3 separate regions of the Homo sapiens genome follow, and all the other regions are linked to region 3. Evidence: chromatin contacts called from ENCODE Hi-C or POLR2A ChIA-PET data. All regions are on one chromosome and are shown on one strand. Each heading gives the region's core, a stretch centred on a gene start or an enhancer-like site at or near the end of the contact. The rest is flanking DNA. Distances are from core to core; before and after follow the strand shown.

Region 1 (4,007 bases), core at 202-2,701, 1.4 Mb after region 3:
ACTACAAATTCTGTCCGTCTTCCTTACGGGGAGCTACACAAGAAAGAGCGAGTCCCTTCTATATAGAGGAATGCTGCTTCTCAGCCTAGGCAGTTTCAGTCGCAGGCAGGGGCTGCCCGCCGAGAAGGGCCTGTCCAGCACAAACCCGCAGCACACACTTACTTTCGTCCGGCCATTGATTTTGTAGCTGCCCAGCTTCCCGTTACAGTGGCGTATCAGGTCGTCCATGCTGCTCATGAGCAGCCCAATGGTTTCGCAGCCGGGCTCCTTGCCCTCGATCCAGGTGATCTTATCGCCTCGGATGTCCTTGGACGAGTCACTCTTCTGGCTGACCAGCTGCCCGTCCGTGAACTTCCCGGTGTCGTGCAGGGCGCGCACCTCGTCGCCGATCTGCTGTCCGGTCTCCTTGCCGAGGAAGTCGTCCACCACACAGATGCCGTGCTTGTTCATGCACGGCACGATGTACTCGAGCGCCAGCTTCAGCGCCGGCAGGGGCTTCGTCTGCCCGTTGGGCCGCAGGCCGCCGCCGGGGCTCAGCGCATCCCCGGGCGTGTTGCTTGGGGGGTACAGGTTCGCCTTCTCCTGGAACAGCGATGAGCGGGCCGGCGGCTCCTCCTTGCCGGGCTCGGCTTCGGCAGCCACCGCCGAGCCCTGGCCGCCGGCGGCCGCACGACACGGCGACGCGGCCGCCGCTGGGTCGGCCGGGGGCTTGGCCTTTACTTTTCCCTTGGCCGCGTCCCCGGAGGCGTTGTCCCGGCGCGCCGCTGCCTTCCTGGGCTCCCGGGCCCCGGCCCTGGGCGGCGGCACTGCAGCCGGCGGCGCGGGGCCGGAATGCTGGTGTGGGCCCACTCCGTGGCCGAGGGCGCCCTCGCTGCCCTGGCACACGAGCTTGTGCTTCTTCCAGTCCTGACGCTGGTGCTCCTTGCAGCAGTAGAAGGAGCTGCGGCAGCGGCTGCAGCGCAGCAGGTTCTCCATCTTCCCGCACAGCTCGCAGTACTGCCGGTCTCGCTCGCTCGGGCTCGGCCCGCCGGGCCCGCCGCTGTCATTGGCCATGGCGGCGGCGGCGGCGGCGACGGCGACTGCGGCGGCCGAGCAGGAGGGGTAGCGGCCGGACGGCCTCGCCCGAGGCTGGGGAGCGGGGAGAGAGATAGGGGCCGTTACTGCGCCATGCACCCGCTACCCTCGCCTCAGGGAGGCCGGCACCCCACGCCCTCGGCCCGGCCGCTTCCGAGTCCTAAGCTCCGGCGCAGCGCCGGCAGCCGCCTCAGCGCCTCATCGCCGCCGAGGGCTGAGAGAATAGGGCCTGTGCGGCGAATGGCAACCTGGGCTCAGGCGCGCGGGCCTGGGGAGCGCAAGACCGGCCCCCTCGGCCGCCGCCGCCGCCTCAGCGTCCCGGGCGGCCCGGCCCAGGCTGTGGAGGAGCGCAGGGCATACGGGCGCCACTCGCTCTGCGCGCTCTGCACGTACACCACGGCCCCGCGGCGACCCGGGCGGGCGGCGCGCGAGGGCGGAGGGGGCGGAGGGAGGGCCGGGAGGGCCGGGGGGAGGGCCGAGGGGCGGGGGCTGCCTGCGCTCCTCCGCACTCGGCGGGGCCGGGCCTCGGCTTCTGCCTCGGAGGTGGGTCGCCCGCTTTCCCTCCGCCCGGGACCGGACTGGGACGCCGAGAGGCCGGTGCGCTACCTCAGCCCGCAGCGGCCTCCTCGGGGACGCCGAGGCGCAGGCCCGCGAGCGGCGGAAAGGCGTGGGGCAGCGCGGCAGCGCCTACACCTGCTGGAGGAGGGCGCCAGCCGCAAGCGGGTAGCGGAGCGAAGGCGGCGTAATCATGGCTGCTCTTCCTCCAGGCCGGCGCGGGGTGTGCGAGGCTCGCTCCAGTCAAGGTTGCAAGGTGGCTATTGCGATCCTCATTTTGCAGAGGAGGAAACGGAAATTCAGAGAAGTAAAGTAACTTGCCCAAGGTCACGCAAAACTGGGACTGAATCCAGGAATCAGGCTCCCAGATTCCAAGGCTGTTTTTTCCATTACACCATACAGCCTCTATTTCAAGAAGCCCTGAAATGGTTAAGAACAAAATAAGTATTACTATGGTGTTAATCCAATCTCTTGCGCCCCGTTTCGACCTAGTTTAAAGGTAATGAAATTTGAGGGTTTTAAAAAAAATCAAAAACTCATTTTTAAAACCTTTGAAATCCCGCCGAGTTCAAAACCCCATGAAGAAATTTTGGGCTACCAAGTTAAATGTAATCAATGCTCATTCCAATATCCAATTTAAACTGATGGGATTATTCCTGAAAAGTGAATTTTGATGGTAAATGAGCAGTACTACATTAACGACTCTCACATTTATTTTTAATAGAATCTGTGCTGCGCGGATGAATACAATTCTTTGTTTTACAGAGCATAAAAACCTTACCAGAAATAAGCCAAAGATGTTTCTTTCTGCTGCTATTTGTCTTAAGAATTAAAAGGTCTGTGATTTCGAGTTTATCAATCTTTATCGAACACTATGTGGAAAGTGGGGTGCTAGGCTTGTGTATCACTTGAGTATACTGTAACTTCAGTCCTTGAAATATAGCCTTCCAAACTTAAAAAGTTGTAATATGTATTTCAAAAGCAGGATATAAGGAATTATTGTAAACCATATTGTAGAAGTTTAAAAAGAGGCTTGAATCCAAAAATATAAAACCTCTTCATCAAATATACAGAATTTAAAACTGTTATAAAATCCTGCTGCATGCGTAAATGGCATTCTGGGGATCCAATCAAGTGAAAGAGGATGATAATTCCAATTAGCTTGTCCTTTGGGAAACTGAGATAAATATACTCACATCTTCAAATTTCAAACCGAACTAAAAATCCAAGTTTCTGTAAAGAATTTAGACCTAGACCTGTCTTATGTGTATCCTACTTTCCCAGAGCTTTATTAAATACAGTAAAATGTCATTGTTGCAGACATTACTAATTAGGCTGTTCAACAAATGCATTGAGAGTCCTTGACAAACAAATGAATTAGTCATACTACACTCAGAGACACATAGTCCAATGCAGGAGGCAGGTATGTAAACAAGGACAATCCAGAGTTCAGAGTTTCCTAAAAGAGGGATGAATAGGATGGAATGGGAACACAGAAAAAGGAATTGCTAGCTCTGCCATTTGCACTAATAAAATCCAAGCAAATTAATTCAGAAATTCTTAAAATATAAAGGAGCTATCTCATGGCTTACGAAAATAAGCATTTAAAACATTTTTCATACACATAAATTATGTAAAATGTAATTTAAATACAAGTAGAGTCTAATACTTCTTAGGCTTCCTTTTGCTATAGTAATTATACATGAGGCTTAATTATTCACAAGAGCAGGAACTTTACTAGGAGGACTCATTCCACAAACACTTGATTCTTCCAACAATTTCTTTTAAATTTGCTATTTCAGTCTGTGGTGTGTCCACAAATTATTTACATCTCTATATGCTCTACTCATATATTTTCATTGAAGTTTACTTAAAAGAATAGATGTCCATATCAAAACCTTTATTAGCTTTCTTGTTCCAATTAAGTATACAAAATCACAAATTGAACATGTATATCCTAAATATACTTAATCCATCAAATAGAACACTTGCAACACTTTAATGAATACAACAGGAAAATATAAAATACTGATTTCAAATAGTTCCAAAGATCCTTGATTTCAGGATTTTCACCTATTCAGGCTTAATAATCTGAACTAATTCCAAATTAGTGAGTTTTCACCACACCATATGCTGGTGAACAATCTTGTCACCAACACGATTCTGGAACTCCAGTAGCATTGTCGCAGCCGCCACTTACTCAGATGTTATAGAGAGACTTCAAAATGTCATGCAAGTATTTATTTATTTATTTACTTATTTAAACTTTAACGGAAGGCAACACAAAGGAATTTATCTTATAAACACATGTGGTGCTTGCTGTTATGTGCCCAATCTGTGTTCTAAGCATTTTAAAAATATTAACCAATTTAATCATC
Region 2 (4,176 bases), core at 888-3,387, 1.2 Mb after region 3:
AACCAGGTAGGGGAGATGGCTCTGCTGCCAAGGCCGCTGAAGCCATCACATCTCTCTTCTTGTTTTCCCTTTTCTTTATGATCTTCTTCTGTTCTGTTTCACCTTCTGTACCTCCTGTTTGTTCAAACACAAGAAGGAAAATAAATATTTTCAGTCTTAGCTATCATCAGTATCAAATCCTACGAATGTATTTGTACATATTCCAGGGCTATATGCACCTAGAAGCACACACAAAGAAATAAACTATTTGTTTTCTTTCAAATAAGTGTATTTGCAAAATGCAGAGAATCCAAAATGTAGTCATCTTTTCCTAGGTAACTATGTCTTTGACCCTTATTAGCACAATCACTTTAGTCTCCACTTTGGTTCCTACTCAAAGTGTCATCACAGCAATAGTCCCCAGGGCTGGTAATCCCAATTGGCTTTATACTAAAAATATCAGGCACTGCAGCCACTGTTTCTTTTTAACACTTTCTGGGTTACAGGAACATGGAATAGTCTTCCTATTTTCTTTCACAGTTAGGAATTAAGATGAACCTAAGACAACTGGCTCAATTTGAATGCCTTTGTTTTCTATTAATTCCTCTTTCTATATTTCACTTGTTGAAGCTCTGACCAGTCACCTGAAAGTTCTAACCAGAATCCTAGGCATCCTTACTCACATGTATTACAAATACCACAGAGCTCTCTAAATTACCAGCTGCTGATTTATGCTTGCTACTATTTGCTTAATCTTTTATACAATAAACATTTAAGAGCCAACTAAACTTTGGCATTAAGGATATAAAAATGAATAGACACATTCAATGCCTTCAGAGCTCCTACCATGATTTCCAGCCTGTGTTGACATGAACTATATTATTTTGCAGAATAGTCTTTTCCTCTAGATTTTAAACTTCTCAAGGTCAGAGACTAAGTCTTCTCTGTCCTCCAATATGTCCAAGGGCACAGAAATGCTAGTTAATACAAGCATGGGGTCTGGGGCTAGAATCAGAACCCAGGCTCTGCAAAAATTACCAGTCAGACAACCTGCATCAGGTTTCATGAACTTCTAGTACTTGTTTCTACATCTGCAATCATGGATTTATGACAGTGTCTATTTCATGAAGTTGAAAATTAAATGAGCAAATACACGAAAAGCATGTGCTATATGGCAAGTTCTCAACAGTTTTAACTATTATTCCTACTGTTTAGGTGAACTTAGAATTTTGAGCAGTCATTCCAAAATAAAAATAGCTTTTAAAATATCACGCTGTAAATTTAAGAAATGTGTGTTGTCCTGAAATCTAATGATTTTCTTTGGTGCATGTGCAAAGGGTGTCACCTTCTCCCGGGAAAGCTCTTCAGAGTATGAGGCACTGTCTTCCTACTGACATGCCATGCGACTTTAATAGGCTCTTTTATTTTCCTTTTCCCCCATCAAGACAAAGAACGGAGAGTAAAAGATCAGCGCACTTGTTTAAAAAAAAAAAAGTCGTGAAAAGGACAACTCGCCAAGGACTATGATGTCTCTGGAGAGGGACACACAAGGATGAAGCTGGTGTATTATCCAACAGGCCCGAGGCCCCAGAGCGAAATGACACCATCGCACCAGGGTCAGGCAGGTCTTGGGGGTGGCATGGGGAAAGGGGACTTCCCAGGGCTCAAGAAAACGTGGAAAAGCGGGCTACTTTTAAATCGGAAAGCCTTGGTGCTTCCTACAAGCAAGTAGGATGGTCCCCACACTTGGGGACGAGTTGGAAGGTTTGATGAATAACTCAGCAGAGCCCGGTCGAGGGGTGACTTCCGATGGAGAAATGTGTTCGCTACTGGAACCAGGTGGGACGAAGGGTGCTTGACATGCAAGAACCTTTAGCCTCAAAGCAGAGGCCAACCCAGGACGGGCAACACAGGAGACCCACGTTCCTCAAATCTGTTCTCCACGTGGGCTCCTGGGACCCCGCACTCACCAAAGTCGTAAAGGTTCTGGAGCAGAGCGTCAAGAAGTGTCGGAGAACTGGGAGGCGTGGAGGACCCCGGCCCTTGCTCCTGCGACATTGTGGGGTCAGCCGAGGAATCAACCCTCATTCTGCCGCGCTGCACCCCCGCTTCCGGGTTCCGCGACTGCGCGCATGCGCTGCAGGGCCCTGCGCGGCTTCCGTCCTGGCTGAGATGGCGGCGCCCGGGATCCTGTGTAGCGGCTGCAGAGGGTGCCGCCGCCCTAGGCGAAGTAGGGCCGTCCTGAGCGAAAGAACCGCCCCCAGCAGGAGCACCACCACGGCTTAGCAAAGAATCCCAGACCCCGCCCGGGAAGGCAGCCGCACCATGGAGTCTTCCAGTTCATCTAACTCTTATTTCTCCGTTGGCCCAACCAGTCCCAGCGCTGTCGTGCTCCTCTACTCGGTAGGCGCCCAGGGAAAAGAGGCCCAGAGCGGAGCCGCGCGAAATAGTACCCCTTTCTCCCAGTCCCTATTCCTCCGGCCCACCACCCTTGCCCAAAAGAGCTGGCCCCTAGGCTCCCGAGGAGGGGTTAGTTGGTTGGATTGGTTTCCAGGACAACAGTGTATCGCTGTGTGTCTGTGTGTGCATGCTTTTGGAAGTTTCTACGGATTATGGTTCCTTTGGTTCCTTTCCACTTTTTCCTTCTCTTTCTTTCTATCAGGCCCTGGGGCCTTCAGAAAGCTCCTGGACACGAGAATGAGGAATGAGAATTGGAGTCTCCCCATCTCTAGCGAGGGCATGTCGAGCTACCTTTTGGGCAAACCTGAGAAACTTGCGGGTTTGACCCGCCCTGAGATAGCCTGTGGCTCCGCACCCCGCCCTATGCTGCTGTTATATTCCTGGGAGTAGAGCACTTGGCTTGTATGTGGGAATAGAGTTTTAAACACTTCAGGAAAATTTAGAACTTCTAGACATTTTTATTGCCTGTTCTTGTCTTCCAGTCATTATTGTACCTTTTCCACAAATCATTTTGGAGGACAGCCAGCGCCACCCAGCTTCTCTCCCGCTTGTCTTTTTTTCCTCCAACCCCCTCTTCCTCTCTTGGTTTTAACGGGTCTTTTTGGCTGGCAGATGTTGGTCACCCACGATTTTCATGAAGAAATTATGAGATGGGAGCTTTATAGCCTTCAGGATTGCACAGACCTGGGGCAACTGGTTTGGTTTTTGTTTGTTTCTTGTTGTTTTTAACCACTAAATTAGTTTTTAGCTACTTTAGGAGAAAATGAAAGAATTCATTTTAAAAGCATATTAGCATATCCTGGTGATTACTGTCCAATTTTGGCTTAAATGTAGTGTTCATTTGTGCAGAAAGGTCAAAACAGGGATAACACAGCAGAGCAAGATAAACACCCCAGTTTTGAAAGAGAATATATGGGTTCCTTCAAATTGAGACACCAATATTCTTTGGAACATGGAGAAACTTCTGTTCCCTCTCTATCAAGACCTTTCGGTTTCTGATTGCTAACTGCCTATAAGCCTTATTATTTAGATATATCTCTTCATTGATCTTATCTTCCCCACAGTTCTGTGGTGGATATCAACTTTGTTTTCTGACTCTGCTACTCCAGAGCAGGCACGAAGGGAAGAGGGTTGCTGTGCAGATCCAGCTTTTAACATGTAGCTTTTTAAGCTCCCAACTGGTTTGTGAATTGGTTGGAATTTTCCTTTTGTACATTAAAGGAAGGAGTTGGTTTTGTTTGTTTGTTTGTTTGTTTTACTTCCCCTTTACCAACGGTTCTTTAATAAGACTTGAGTCCACTTTTTCATGTGAAAAACTATGGCAGTTGTATCTGAGCATTCTGTAGTTCTGATGCTGGACAGCAACCCACTCTTTACTGGTAGTTCTCACTACTGTTTTGTGACTGGATAACCTTTACTTCCACGGTAACCTTACTTTTTCTTAGTACTTCAGGCTGTTTTTATTTCCCCAGCTACGCTGTTATTGTGTAATATTCTGATCTAAAAGTAGCACTTTAGAAGCGTAGAAGATACTGCTGATTGCAGCAAACATTAGGAATATATACAGTATCCTACTCATTATTCTCAGTTTCCAAGATATAGAAGTTACAGATGCAGGCTCTGCCTTTAAGGGCACAAAAAGTCATAAAAGTAAACAAACAATCACAGTTAAGTATGGTAAGGGCAATGATTGAAGCATGCACAGCGTGTTGTGGGAGAGACAAGAAGGGGCACCTG
Region 3 (4,290 bases), core at 324-2,823:
GAGTGTTTTCTTTTATCTGTGTACTGAAATGCAGTTTTTAATAGATAATGTTGGTGTTTGGGGAGGGGACTGGCTGTCTTCTCTTTCATTTCTGCAGGATTTGTAATTTTCCCTTCTGACTTCCTTCTTTCCCTTCATTGTCAGGCCTCTGAAGGACATTATCTTCTTTTCGTATTTATCTGACTTTTTCCCAGAAACAAGGCTCCTTCAAGCCTCTCACCTCTTGTCCCATTTTCTTTCAAATCTCTTCCCTTGATCAATAAGGCACCTGACCTCTGTTCAGTTTTTAGTTCTTGGTGTTGGACTTTCTATTTATAAAGAGGTGACAACCCTGTACTTCACTTAAGTCCTTGGCAATAGTGGAGGGAGCTCAGTTGGAATTTGGTATCTTTTCTTTCTTCTACTTAAGTAATTTAATGTTCAGTTCATGGCATTCTCTCTAAGTAATGCTGAAGGCTTGTTTTTGTTTCGTTGAGGATATGGGTACGGACTTATATCAGGCAGCTGCCATTATCCTCTGACCGAGAAGCTCCTGAAAACATTTAATATATCAAGTTCTAAGTAAAATTTCTGTCTTTCTTAGGAACACTGGAAGCTTTGCGTGTTGCAAGGGCATCACCAAGGTTACATAGATTATGTTACAAGACAGATCGTTTTCTTGTATCGTTAAAGATGCTTAATGTGCTTTTTAAAGAACGCAACGAATGAGAAAGAAAAGATTTTAAACAATATATTATTGCTTTCCTTCTTCCTCATTTTGTGTTTATTGAAAAGAACAACTCTACCATTGATAGCTCTGTCACCCACAGAAAAATGTTCTTTTGAAAATTACCTTCTCAGTTCCTACCAACTCAAAACCTCCACATCTGCCTATATAGATAAATAAAATCGATACCAGCGGGTCAGGAATGTTTTGCTGCAAGATTAGTGAGAAAACTGCAGCAAGCAGCAGCAAAGTCGGGTTCAAGCGGGCGGTTTGCACCAAAAACTCAGGTCAGTTGGCCAATAAGAGCAAGCCCGTTAAGGGTCTGAGGTGGCCCCAAAGACCAAGGCTGAAGAGGTGACAGTCTGGGCAGGAAGCACCGAGGCCACTACCGCCCCCGTAATCGAGAGGCCCCGTGTGCGTGAGCAAGGCTCTTTGCCCACGTGTGCGCGCGCTCCAGTCGGGTCCCGGGGCAGCCACCTGTCACTCACGGGGGAGGGGGCGGCCGGCGGGGGGAGCACGCTGAGGGGCGGGCGGCCGGGGGCGGGGCGGCGCCCAGGCCCTCACGGCGGAGCCCGGCGTGCTGCAGCCATGGAGACGCGGCAGTCCCCTCCCGCGGCCCGCGCCCCGGCCCCCGCAGCCGCCGCCGATTGGTCGCCCTTTGCTCCCTGACCCCCCTCGCCGCCTCCGAGGCCGCTGCTTCCTGCTCTGGTGCCGCGCGGCGCCGCCGGCCCGGGGCGGAGCTCGGGCGCCGAGTGCGCGCCGCCGCCGAGCAGTAGCACCGCGCGGGAGGAGGAGCCGCCGCCGCGCCCTTCCCCTTCCTCCGCTCCTCCCCCGGCCCCCACCGCGCCCGCGGCCGGCCCAGGCAGCACTCGCGAGCAGCGGCGGCCCCGCCGGCGGCCGAGTTGGGAGAATGCGGCGGCGCTCGCGGATGCTGCTCTGCTTCGCCTTCCTGTGGGTGCTGGGCATCGCCTACTACATGTACTCGGGGGGCGGCTCTGCGCTGGCCGGGGGCGCGGGCGGCGGCGCCGGCAGGAAGGTGAGTGGAGCGCCCTGCCGCGGCCGGGCCCCTGCGCCCACCCCCCACCCTGCGCCCCTGTCCCCTGCCCTCTCCGCGCCGCCCCTGCGCTCCTCCGCCCGGACCTCCGCTCGCGTCGCCCGCCCTCGTCCCGGGCCTCCGCGCCGAGTGCCCAGGGCAGGGGTGCACCCGGCCCCTCTGCGCACGCCGGGCTCCGAAAGGGCGGCCCCCGCAGCCTTTCTCTGCCCCCTCTCGTGGACGTCGCCCCTCTCTCTGCTCGTCGTAATTCGAGTCTTGTCCGGCCGCCGGGAGCCCCATCCCCTGCGGTTGGAAGTTTAGGGATGGGGGTGTTGGGAAACACAAAGGGGGTGGGGAGGAGAGGAGAGAGAGGCGACCGCTTTTCCAACGCGTCATGTACAGCAGGAGAGAGGAGTCCAAGTTTCTTTTCAGCCCTTTGATACCAGCGGCTGCAAATCCTCGTCCCTTTCCCCCTGTCACTCCGCGGGGCGTGGGTTCCGTGTTTCTGCCACCTTCTTTGCCCTTTACCTTTGGGGGGCAGGGGCGGCCGCTCCCGTGCCAAGTAAAGCCCCAGGGCCCGTGCGAGCCAGGGGCCAGTGCGCCCCTGCGCCCCGAGCGAGGCCAGTCCCGGCCGTTCCCTTGCGGCCCCAGCGTTACCCTCTGCCCAACCCGGCCCCCGGCCCTCCCGCGCGAGCCGGACGTGGCCTCCTGCGCTTGCATTTTCCATCCCCACTCCCCGCTTCAGGGAGAATCCCTCTTCTGTGGCTGTGTTTTTAACATGCTCCAGGGGCCGAGTGATCTGGCTGTGGGGACCGTGTGAGCCGCTCTGCGGTTCCGCGTCCTCGTGCCGCCGCTCCGGACGGCCGGGCCCTGGGCATTCGGGAGGATGGTGAGCGCCGAGAGGAGCCGGGACAGCGCGGTCCTGCGGCCGAGCGCCGGCCGGGAGAGCAGGGCGTCGGGCTGTGTGCTGGAGCATGCCGGCAGGGGACGTTTGTAGTGTTTTACTGGCTCCTCGGCTTTGAAAGCAGCGTTATCTTTTCCGAATTCCTGTAACCCTCGTTACTGTGACATTTAGTGTCACCGCAAACCCAGAAAATTCTGAGTTAATGGAGATGGACTACGGGTGGTTGGGTTGGAACAAGAGAGTGGTATCCTGAAACAAGCCAGAGGGAACTAACTAGATGAACAGACTTCAGTTCTGAAGTCAGACCCCTAAATGTCCACGCCGGGGTTTGGCTGCTTCAGAGGTTTTTTCTTTGCTTCATTCATTCATTCATAGCCGAAGATGTTAGGTGGAATGGGTGCCTTATGTGGTTTCTGGTAAATTACGTGGATTTGTTTTATCTAGAAGGGCAGAAATAAAGCCCTCTTTCCACGTGCTGAATCGGCCTAGCTTCTGAGCTGACATTGTACTCTTAGCGTTGTTTTTGTAAAAAATGGTATAGGTAGTATATGTACGCGAAGACTTGGTTTATTCTTGAACAGCAAAGAGCATGCAGGCAGCAAAAGCCGTGCAGTCCATTCAGAGATATAATCGTGTAAAACTGGAATGATTTTTAAAACTTTGCTTCCCGGTAAACTGTGCCTTGGCCACTCTGCATAGCCTGGTGTGCTGGTGAGACCTGGCAAAGCTTTCTGCCTTTCATGCAAAGAAAACCAAACACATAAGCCACCCTTGGCGTTTCTCTTTCCTTAGTCTGCCACTTTCATTAGTACACGTGATTAGAAAGAGCAAGCGTGCTCGTTCGCCTCCCGGAGGCTGATTCCTCACTCTGGTGGGCTTCAGTTCCTGGATGGTGTGAGGGGTCTTCCATGCAGAAGTCTTCAGACACTCCTGAAGTGTGTGATTCTTAGTTTGTTTTTTTTTGTTTTGTTTTGTTTTGTTTTGTTTTTTTTAAAGAATTCCTGGTGGCAATATAGACAGGTACGGAGACCAGGTAGAAAAAGTGGGGGAAATGAACAATTAATTACACATGGATTGGTGATTTGGGATTCTATTCTTTCTGTCAACGAACCATAAAATTTAATGCTACCCCTTAGGATGCTTTAGTGATTTGTCGGTTGAGGAAGAGGTGTGTAAATGCAATAGCTTTTGAAATTGCAGTGGAAGACTCATTAACTTCGTGTGGTGGACCCAGGGTTAAAGAGAAGCCTTAAGATGGTTTCTGAAGGAGGTAAATAGAGCCCTGCTGTCACGAATGCCTGATGTATAGGAAAATCGTGTAGTCTTCTTTCTTCCCCAATTGTTTCCATGGATTTAGACACTAGAAGTGTCTCTAAATTTATTTCATTCTCATACCAAAAAAAAAATGTGGTTTGTTTGGCTTGTAAAGTATGGACATAAAAAAAGATAGCGGGCCATGCACAGAAAGGCAGAATTTAAAAGCTAGCTATAGTTTTTTTAGAGATAAGTGGACCTATATTTTTTCTCTTGCCTCATACTGTTCAAGTCAGGGCTTTTATTCCATATTTAGCCAGTTTCTGCACATCCTGACGTTTTTCATAGGGTACTAGGCTGCAGTATTGGGCTTTAGGGATCGTCTGAGGGGAG

The links. A loop is a pair of places that touch in the nucleus more often than their neighbours do. ChIA-PET counts read pairs that join two places held with the same protein, here RNA polymerase II (POLR2A). Pooled maps may share reads with other maps.
Region 1: a map of CD4-positive, alpha-beta T cell shows a loop between it and region 3 (6-fold over the local background). The contact joins the promoter of EGLN1 here to the promoter of GALNT2 in region 3. A Hi-C loop is called at or near these places in 2 of 168 maps with a recorded cell type or tissue (CD4-positive, alpha-beta T cell and naive thymus-derived CD4-positive, alpha-beta T cell) and 7 of 50 pooled maps.
Region 2: a map of CD8-positive, alpha-beta T cell shows a loop between it and region 3 (4-fold over the local background). The contact joins the promoter of GNPAT here to the promoter of GALNT2 in region 3. A Hi-C loop is called at or near these places in 2 of 168 maps with a recorded cell type or tissue (CD8-positive, alpha-beta T cell and naive thymus-derived CD4-positive, alpha-beta T cell) and 7 of 50 pooled maps. POLR2A ChIA-PET finds 5 or more read pairs at or near these places in 3 of 52 experiments (T-cell, activated CD4-positive, alpha-beta T cell and activated T-cell).

The regions. Positions count from the first base shown.
Region 1 is chr1:231,420,836-231,424,842 of GRCh38, forward strand. It overlaps EGLN1 (egl-9 family hypoxia inducible factor 1), which reads right to left and starts at 1,452. Exons shown (of 5, transcript NM_022051.3): 1 at 163-1,452. The coding sequence starts at 1,053. RefSeq lists an enhancer at 8-277 and silencers at 658-1,837, 1,593-1,917.
Region 2 is chr1:231,239,075-231,243,250 of GRCh38, forward strand. It overlaps GNPAT (glyceronephosphate O-acyltransferase), which reads left to right and starts at 2,138. Exons shown (of 16, transcript NM_014236.4): 1 at 2,138-2,382. The coding sequence starts at 2,305. It overlaps FSAF1 (40S small subunit processome assembly factor 1), which reads right to left and starts at 2,101. Exons shown (of 7, transcript NM_152379.4): 1 at 1,950-2,101; 2 at 1-114. The coding sequence starts at 2,067. RefSeq lists enhancers at 1,831-2,170, 2,151-3,040.
Region 3 is chr1:230,065,665-230,069,954 of GRCh38, forward strand. GALNT2 (polypeptide N-acetylgalactosaminyltransferase 2) reads left to right here and starts at 1,574. Exons shown (of 16, transcript NM_004481.5): 1 at 1,574-1,742. The coding sequence starts at 1,617. RefSeq lists enhancers at 790-949, 3,304-3,383 and silencers at 1,080-1,889, 2,330-2,389.